2 separate regions of the Homo sapiens genome follow, and region 1 is linked to region 2. Evidence: chromatin contacts called from ENCODE Hi-C or POLR2A ChIA-PET data. All regions are on one chromosome and are shown on one strand. The core of a region is the stretch at or near the end of the contact, and the rest is flanking DNA. Distances in the headings are between cores, read along the strand shown.

Region 1 (4,595 bases), core at 1,099-3,598, 330 kb before region 2:
TAAGTCCTCACTTAACATTGTCAATAGGTCCTTGGAAACTGTCTTTAAGCTAAGCGCCATATAACGAAATTAATTTTACCACAGACTGATTGAAATAAAGAAGAGTTAAGTTCCTACAACATATTTCTGGTTACCAAGGCATCACCAAACTTCTAAATAGAAACCAAAGCACTTCTAATATTAAACATTGAAATAAATGTGAACTATAGATACATTTAAGAAAGATTAATAAAAATAAGATAATTACTTACCCAATTATCCCAGTTAATGGTCACAGGTGGCCAGAACCTATCTTAGCAACTCAGGGTGCAACACAGGAACCCACCTTGAACAGAACTCCATCCCATCACAGGGCACAGTCAGGCATGCACTCACACTCACAGTGTGACCATGTAGACACGCCAGTTCACCTAAGGGGCACATCTTTGGGATAGGGGAGGAAACCCATGCAGACATGAGGAGAATATGCAAACATTGGTTCCTGCCAGGAATTGATTTCTTTTCCTCATGAATGTTATAACAAAATGACATTGACCAAATTGGCTTTATTTGAAGACCTCTGTATATACATATAATGGGATATTGTTCACCTTAAAAGGAAGGGAATTCTGACACATGCTACAACATGGATGAACCTTGAAAGCATAATACCAAGTGAAATAAGCCAGTCACAAAAGGACAAATACTGTATGACTTCATTTATATGAAGTACCTAGAGTTGTCAAATTCACAGAGACAGAAAGCTGACTGATGGTTGCTGGGGCGGGGTGGGGGTGGCGGGAAATGGGGAGTTACTGTTTAATGGGTGCAGAGGTTAGGTTCAGTTTGCAAGATAGAAAGACTAGTTCTGGAGAGATGAATGGTAGTTACGGTTGCACTATATGAATGTACTCAATGTCACTGAACACTGTCACCTAAAAATGGCTAAGATGGTGAATTTTATGTTGTGTGTGTTTTATCACAATTTTTTAAAAAGAAAAGGAATAGGCTGAGCCGAAGTAGGTGAAGAGGTGCTAGACTTGAGGTTATTATTTTGCAATTTATCTATATCTACCTTGGGATGTTTAATCGTGTTTTGACCTAAGCCCTGGAAATATTTTGAGTGTATAAGAACACTAATGTGTTTCATGGTCTTTTATTATGTCTTTATTATTATTGTTATCATCACTATTTCCTAGCCTTAATATTAGTGTAGAACTGGTAAGGTCTTCTTGAGAAACTGACTTTTAGAATTAATCAGTTAACTAGTTCATCTCCTCCCCTCTAAAAAACCTGAGGAATAATAAAAGCCTTCCAGAATAGGGTGGCAGAGTGAAGCCAGATATTAAATTTTATCCCTCAAACCCTAAGAAAAATAATCTGAAAATAAGTAAACTTGAATAAGAAATATAGGGATACAAACTAATGCTATAATCTTTAAAAAGTGGTGGCCAAAAAAAAGAGAAAAATTCAGCAGCCGATTTGATACTCCTACCTTACTTCTGTAACGCAATCCTCCAAAGCAGTAGGAGAGGAAAAAGGAGAGGAAAACCTTCCCTGAATGAAAGAATTTGAGGGTGGGGTATATTTTTATTTTATGTGCATTCCCTTTAAAATATGATTTTACTCTAGATTTATGGCAAAGAATGATCATCAATCCCTTGATTCCCTTTGACAACGACTTTTGAACCTTCATTTATTACATTTTGAATGAGGTGAGAATTTAGACAGTTCTTTTAGGAATGAGGAAGAGATACTATGTAGATGCAGTGCATTAGGTTATTCTAGGACAATGGCAGAACAGGAGCCATTGTTCATAGCATCAGAAGTGGGGGAAAATCAAATTTAACGACGATAACAAAAAAGAGGTGAAAAGTGGAGAGAATTTAGGGGGGAAATGTGTGAGAATATATGAAGGGATCTAGAGACTATTGAAGAGGAAAGGAGCAGCTCAGAGGAAATCTGGGAGGAAGTTTCTGATGACATTAAATCCTGGGGGGCCAAGCCTGTAAATCGTTATTCTCACCTTTTGACTACATGCCTGGAAAGTCAAGGTATAAACCAAAGGGACATGACAGCTGATCAGGGGAAAGCTTTTGGTGAAAATATTAGAATTTGGATTTTTGCCATTGGAGAAGTTCAAGGGCTGACTGATCAGAGGATCTCTGAGCCATTCTCTGTCATCTAGCCAGGATAATACCTCAGCTCTCCCACAGAGTTCCATCTTGAATACCATATCCAGAGAGATAAACCACAACCTTGATTTGATTCTTAGCCACTGCCTGACCAAACAGGAAGCTTATCCTAGTGTCTACAGAATCCAAGCTGTCTGTGGAAGGTTAAGTCTGGCCAGCACACAATGAGTCAGCCGCCATTACCCAGAGGAGTGAGCTAGGGCAACCACTTTGGACAATATGTTGTTTTGGAAGTGAGGATTTCTTTTAAAACATTGGAGCCTGGGAACATGGTGTGCTTTATATAAAGTACAAAATAAATAAAAGATTTCAAGGAATTCCTCTCCCACATGACCAATTCGAAAACCCAAGCAGATAAACCCAAGCACTAAATGGATTCAGTGAGCACTCATTTACTCCAAATTTAAAAATATAATACACATGAAACTATTTTAGAAGTTTTTTTCCCCTAAAAAGGGAAGTCACTGAAATAGAGACAACTGGCCACAATAATTTGGTTTTTACCCAGTGTGGGCTTCCAAATTACATCAAAAAAAGGCACCAGAAGGGATTCAACTTTTTTTTGTAGGAGGAGGGGAGAACATGGGTTTGATGTCATGTTAGGAAGTAAGGTCAGCCCCATCCAAAAATAATTAATAACAGTTTACAGTTAGTGAGTAAATTGTCTAAGAGTGCCCTGTTTTTAATTTGGGGGAAGGGACACTCAATACCACATTGCTTCTTGTTTGCTATTATAATGTTTATTTGCAGCTGATATTAATTGTTTTCCACTGACATCCACTTTTTTCTCTTTCCATGGTAATAAAATGCATGATTTCTAACGGACCCTGTGGTTGCTCAGAATAAAGATATTTCGTATCACCTTTGCAGCTAGGTGTGGTCATATGGCTAATTCTGCTAATGCAGAGAGAAAGCGGCACGTGCAACTTATGAGCGCTTCCCTGAAAGGCACAGGCATGCTCTTTGTTTTTCCATTCTTCCTTTCTGTTAGTTGGAATTCAGATAACAATGAGTGATGTTCTAGCCATCAGTCTGGGCCAAGGGGTCCTTGAGAAGGGAATCAGCATGGTGAAGCCACACAGTGGAAGTAGCCTAGGTCTCTGACCCTCTGCAGTGCCCAGATTGTCCTGGACTGACAAACTCGACTTCTCAGGAACATGAGAGGAATAAACATCCATCCTGCTTAAGCCATTGTTATTTTAGGTTTCTTTGTTGCTTACAGCCAAAGCTAATCCTAATCAACAAGCTATTTTAAAAGTGTTGTTTGATTGAGAGAGCAAAGTCTAAATTCTCAAGTAACTATAACCTAAACCTGGATGTTAAGATGCCATGGTCCTATCAACAATCTTTTTCCTCATTTAGCCATTTGACACTGGCTCTTGAGACACAGAAGAAACCAAGAAGCTTTTGAGAAAGGACAGCCGAGAGCACAGAGGTTCCCAGCCCAAAGAGTGACACACATGCAGGCTAGACTCTGTGTTTTCATGGTAAAAATGATATGGCATTCGTGATCTTTTTCAGGGAAAATTCTGGCTTAAAAAAAAAAAGGCTCCAGCACTGGAGCTTGGCATCTCATCACTCAGGATTCATTTCTTTAGGTTAAGTAAATGTATGTTTTCGCCCTTTAAAATGCAAACTCATAGAGAGGCAAGACAGCAAGTCTCTTACACATTAGTATAAAGCTTCTTCTGTTTCATTCTGATTATAGAAAAGTCTTTAAAAGATAAAAGATATGTGTATTGAGGGGAGAGATGGGGAAAGTATAGAAATTGAGGATTCTAAAGAAGGAGAGAAAAGATAATTAAAAGACCATCTTCAAATATTTTATGATTATGCCAAGGACTGTCAATGCAAACAATGTCCAGAACCTTTACTCGGTGGAGTGATTGAAACCATAATGTAAAGAAATGTCAAGACAATTCCTTGGAATATGAACAACATGATCTTACCACCAACCTAGCTCGAAAAATGTAAAGAGTTTAAAAATCAGAATATACGGAGAAGGGTGAACACAGAGAAGTATCAGCAGTTTGCCCGGCATTATTGAAAACAAATAATACACTTGGAAGTTTCAATATTCGATAGGCAATAGCCATTGGGCAAATTAATCAGTTGCATTTTGCAACCCCTAATAAAATAATAAATCCAGGCAATAATAATCAATGACTTGCTAAAACCATTAGTTAAAAGAGGATGGGATGTCAGGTGCAGTGGCTCACGCCTGTAATCCTGGTGCTTTGGAGGCTGAAACCGGAGAAGCAGCTTGAGGCCAGGAGTTGGAGACCAGCCTGGGAAACATAGTGAGATCCCATCTCTTAAAAAAAACTGTTTTTTTATTTAGCCAAGCATGATGGTATATACCTATAGTCTTTGCTACTTGAGAGGCTGAAGTGGGAGGACTGCTTGAGCTCAGGAGCTCGA
Region 2 (4,418 bases), core at 1,445-3,944:
CATGACACGCATGACTCCTGAGATTACAGAGCCTTCCACATGAGAGCTGCTCTAAAGTCTCATGGACTAGCTATAAAATAGGAAGTTATAAAAAAGGACTGGTATTCGCCATTCATCGGAAGAAGAGCAGTGTTTATTGAGCGTCATGGTCATCACTAGGGCTGGTTACCATGCATTTTTAGTCCTTCTTGTCCCCTATTCTGGGCACAGGGCTGGAATTCATTTCCTGGACTTATCGTAGTTGAGGTGGTGTATTAGTTTTGACTAATGAGTTATGGGGGAAAAGTGATGTGTGTCAATTATAGGCTGCACATTTTATTAGCAGTATAATTAAGCACTGTCTTGTCCCCTTTGCCGTGACAACTAGCAAGGTTTGACACGATTGTTTACAGAGCATTGTTTAAAAGATAAAATCACAAGACCGCTCAGAATAGGGAGTGACTGAATTCACACTCTTTTGCTTTCTCAAAAGAGAGTTTCGGTGTGAAATTAGCAGGTCCTCACATGGCCTTCTTTCTTTCCAAGTGGGGTAGGATGAGGCAGATTCTCCCTCCTGTGGCCTTCAGGCATGCCATTGTAGCCCCTCCCTTGCTGAAACACAAAAACCTATGTCTTGGCTGGAGCTTTCCTGGCTTCCAAGTCTAGACCTCTGTGTCCAGTGTGTCCCCACGTGTTTGTGCCTCAAGTATCAGTGAAGCCTAGCGTGAAAGAGATCAGGCCCAGGAGTCACATTGTGTGACTTGGCCATTTAACATCTGTGTGACCTTGATAAAGTTAAAATTAACCCCTCTCAGCTTTGGTCTGTTTTCTGTAAAATGGGGGTAGTAATAGCATCTTCCTCATAGGCTATTGTGAGCATTCAATGAGGGAATGCGTGTAAAGTGCTTAGTATGGTACTTGGTATATGACAAGCACTCCTCTCTCTCTATCTGTGTGTATACTGATTCATTTTGTACATTTAGAAATAACCCATGCAAAGTAATCCTATCTCCATTTTAAGATTGTGAAGGTTTTTTCCTGCAGGACGAAAGAAGTCTTGGAGTAGCAAGTAACCAGTTTTTATTTCGTTGTATTTTTTAGCCACACCAAGGATGCAATACAGTCGGCCCTCTGTATCCGTCAGTTCTGCATCCATGGACTCAACCAACCGCAGATAAAAAATATTCAGAAAATAAATTCCACAAAGTTCCAAAAAGCAAACCTTGAATTTGTCCCACGCCAAGTACTACATTGAATCCAGGAGAATCAAGTGATGTGTAGGCATTGTTTAAGGCATCGTAAGTTAATTTAGAGACGAAGTAAAGTATAAGGGTGGATGTGCATAGGTTATATGCAAATATGTTGCATTTTATATACGGGACTTCAGCACCCAGGGTTTGGGTTATGGGTGGGGATGTGTCCTGGAACCAATCCCAACGGATACGGGGGAATGACTGTACTTTGAAGAGAGAGAGTAGCAATGTTCAAAATGCAGGAAGTGAAAGAAACACAGAGAGCATTCTTTGGAAAGATACTTGAAGGTTTTTTTCTAATCCTCAGCTCAAACCTGGGTTCCCACCCTTTTCCCACCAACTCAGAGAAAACTTTTTCTGACACAAAGGGAGAAAAGAAAACATATTTTTGAACAACACTTTTTTCTTGGAGGCTTTCTTTTTGAAAATTATTTTTAAGTTTGTTTGAGGCAATTTTTACTGGGATGAACCAGCTTCTTTTGGAGGGCGGACAAGTCTCTTCCCCTCTTAGATCTTATCTGCTTCTTATCTGTAAAATGAATGCATTAGGGTTGATAAGTCTTCCTATATCTGGTGTTCTTTGATTCTGCCATTCCCTGTTTAAGCCAGAGCCTAGGAATCTAGATCTGGAGGCTGTTTCTGTTTTAGATTGTGCACTAGAAATTAAGCACACACCGCCCCAACTCCCCCAGCTGCCTGAGACTTAAGAAAAAGTGAGACTGCAGTCCTTTGATTTGGCGTTAGAGCTCTCCGTGGCATTAACCTGTTGTTGGTCTAACCTGTGGGGCCAGAAGAAGTGTGCTCGAAATCTGTGAACATGGTTGCTGAACAAACGCGTTTTGGTTTCTTTCTTTTCCTTTTTTCCTTTTTCCCAGGAGTGAGGAGGGGGAGGAAAAAACTGGTCTTTGTTGTGAAGCCACGGTCCCAAACTTGAACCTAGAGGAATGTTAAAGCTCTGAAAAAAAGTTAGGGAGCAGCCTTGCAATTATGCACTCAGTCACAACAAGAGGGTAAGAACTTTCAAGGCACTGGATTGAAGAGACACAAAAGTCAGGAAATGACCCTTTCGTCGGGATTTCAGAGGCCGCAGAGGAGAAACAAAGTCCTCTCACAACTCGGGAAACTTCGGACCGTACCATCCCGAGGGGGCAAGGGTGGGGGAGGCCGGGAGAGGGCAGTGGAAATTGACATCTTCGTTCTCAACAAGCCGTGAGTAAACTGAGGATTTCCCGGCTGAAAGGACTCAGTGTCTGCCTGTCCCCGGCCCAGAAATGAAAGCGAGTTTCAGCCGATCCTCATTGTGGGGCCTGCTGAAAAAGCAGCCCGGGTCGCCCCGGCCAGCCCCGGCGTCCTGAATCGGAGCCCTGTGCGCGCCAGGCCGGGCCGCGCGCCCGGGTTGCAGGATGGCGTGCCCAGGCCAGCCCATCTGCGGCCGCGGGCCGGCGGGGAGGAAGCGTCCCTGGGGATGAATGGGGCTTTGTTCGTAGGCAGCCGCGGCTACCCTCTGCAGGCCCGGCCCGCACAACAGAGGCTGTATGCGAGAGGAATGGAAATGAGCCTCAGGCCCTGCCGAAGGAGCCCCATCCCCTTCCCCGCGCGGGGCTGAGGAATGCTGGCCAGCCGGAAAGGAACCCTCGCTGGGAACGCCGCTCTCGCGCCTCTGAAACCCCATTGAGAAGAACCCTTTGATGCAATTAAAGCGCATTTCATTGCAGGCCTGGGAGGAGGGAACGACCGGCAAGCTTTTTTCTGTCTCGGACGTGTGTATGCACCTTTGTGGGCCGGGTTACTTAGAGACCAGGCGGGAACTTGAGCTCCCTCTCTCGCAGACGTTCTGTAACATCAGAAAAGCGTACCCATAAACAGATTGGTTTTCACCAGGGGTGGAACTCAATTTGGACACGATCCAGGCTGACCTGCAGGCCGGGGTTCCTACTTTGAAAGGCTCTTTGGTGCGCCTTACACCCACCTTCCCTGCTGTAAAGGTTTAGGCGGAAAAGAAATTGCGTTTGCAGGAGGAAGTTGTTTCTGAGGTTACTGCTCAGCATTTTCCATTTTCTCAGTGGTGGGGTGGGCCGTGTCGCATATCCAGAAGTGATGTCACAGCCAGACCTGCAAAATGATGTAACCTGCAAGTGTTGAAGGACGACGATGGGACAGCTATTTTGATACTCGTATTATTTTATAACATTTCCCTGCTTTTTCCATTGAGACAACTGTGTGACCTCAGAAAATCCACATAGCCTCTCTGAACTTAGTATTTTTGTGTGTGTGTTAAAATGAGTATCACAAAGCCGGAGAACGAATGTGATGAAGTTCTGGGTGCTTGTGGAATTCTTTCTAAGTTGGAGGTGGACACTTTATCTACCTGCACAGGTGGAAGATATGTGGGTCTGGAACTCCGGTAAACAAAAAGATCCTATTGGGACCTCTATTTGGTTGACTTTGTGTCACTTTTTACTAGGGCTAATTGTCTAATGTCTCTTTCCACTAGTGTATGCCTCCTTGAGAACATGAACCTTTAAACAACAACAACAACAATAACAACACGAAGACAAAGTCCTGTCTGCTCTCCCAGGCTAGAGTGCAGCGTGCAATCGTGCAATCGCAGCCTACAGTAAGGTAGAATTCCTGGCCTCAAGCTATCCTCCTGCCCCACCGTGGCCTCCTGAAGGGCTCCGATTACAGGAGGGAGCCACTGCACCCAGCCAAACCTGTCTTTTATTCTGTATCTCCTGTGCCCAGAGCAGTCCCTGGCCCTGATAAGGGTTCAACAAATATGTTGAGTGAATGAACAAATACATTCAGGAGTGTAGGGATTGATACTAACTTGTTGGCTGTTTTCTGTTCCTTATAAATCTAAATAAGAAATAGGGAGAGCATGGTAGGTATTTGGGGTCCTCGGCGAGGCGTAAGTTCAGGAGAAGTTTGAAGGAAAGGGTAGGAAAACATTTTTGAGAGCACAAACATGCTACAAGTGTTTCCTGAAATGCCCCAAAGAAGAGTGCAGCACTCAGGTGGAGGAGTCATTTTTTCCAACTGAGTGGATGGTTAATACTGGCAAACATGAATCATGTTTTATATTCATAAGGAGTGTGCCTAGTCAATCACTGATTCTTTAAACACCCCAGAGAAGCAGGGCGGGAAGAGTAATGGCCATGCATGATGGACATCATTGTTTCTTAT

The links. Hi-C counts contacts between places; a loop is a spot of excess contacts on that map. ChIA-PET counts read pairs that join two places held with the same protein, here RNA polymerase II (POLR2A). Pooled maps may share reads with other maps.
Region 1: a map of gastrocnemius medialis shows a loop between it and region 2 (2.6-fold over the local background). The contact joins the enhancer-like site here to the promoter of LINC01852 in region 2. A Hi-C loop is called at or near these places in 2 of 168 maps with a recorded cell type or tissue (ascending aorta and gastrocnemius medialis) and 10 of 50 pooled maps. POLR2A ChIA-PET finds 5 or more read pairs at or near these places in 1 of 52 experiments (PC-3).

What each region holds. Positions count from the first base shown.
Region 1 is chr15:38,396,069-38,400,663 of GRCh38, reverse strand. No RefSeq gene overlaps it. Among named protein-coding and RNA genes, the nearest start is that of FAM98B, 56 kb to the left of the region's middle. Within about 2 kb of position 2,348, at least 7 of the 41 ENCODE cell types and tissues checked have a DNase peak (open chromatin) inside an H3K27ac peak, as active enhancers do; they include ascending aorta, where a contact is called at or near this core.
Region 2 is chr15:38,071,266-38,075,683 of GRCh38, reverse strand. LINC01852 (long intergenic non-protein coding RNA 1852) reads left to right here and starts at 2,694. Exons shown (of 3, transcript NR_147201.1): 1 at 2,694-3,636; 2 at 3,727-3,854. RefSeq lists an enhancer at 2,351-3,216.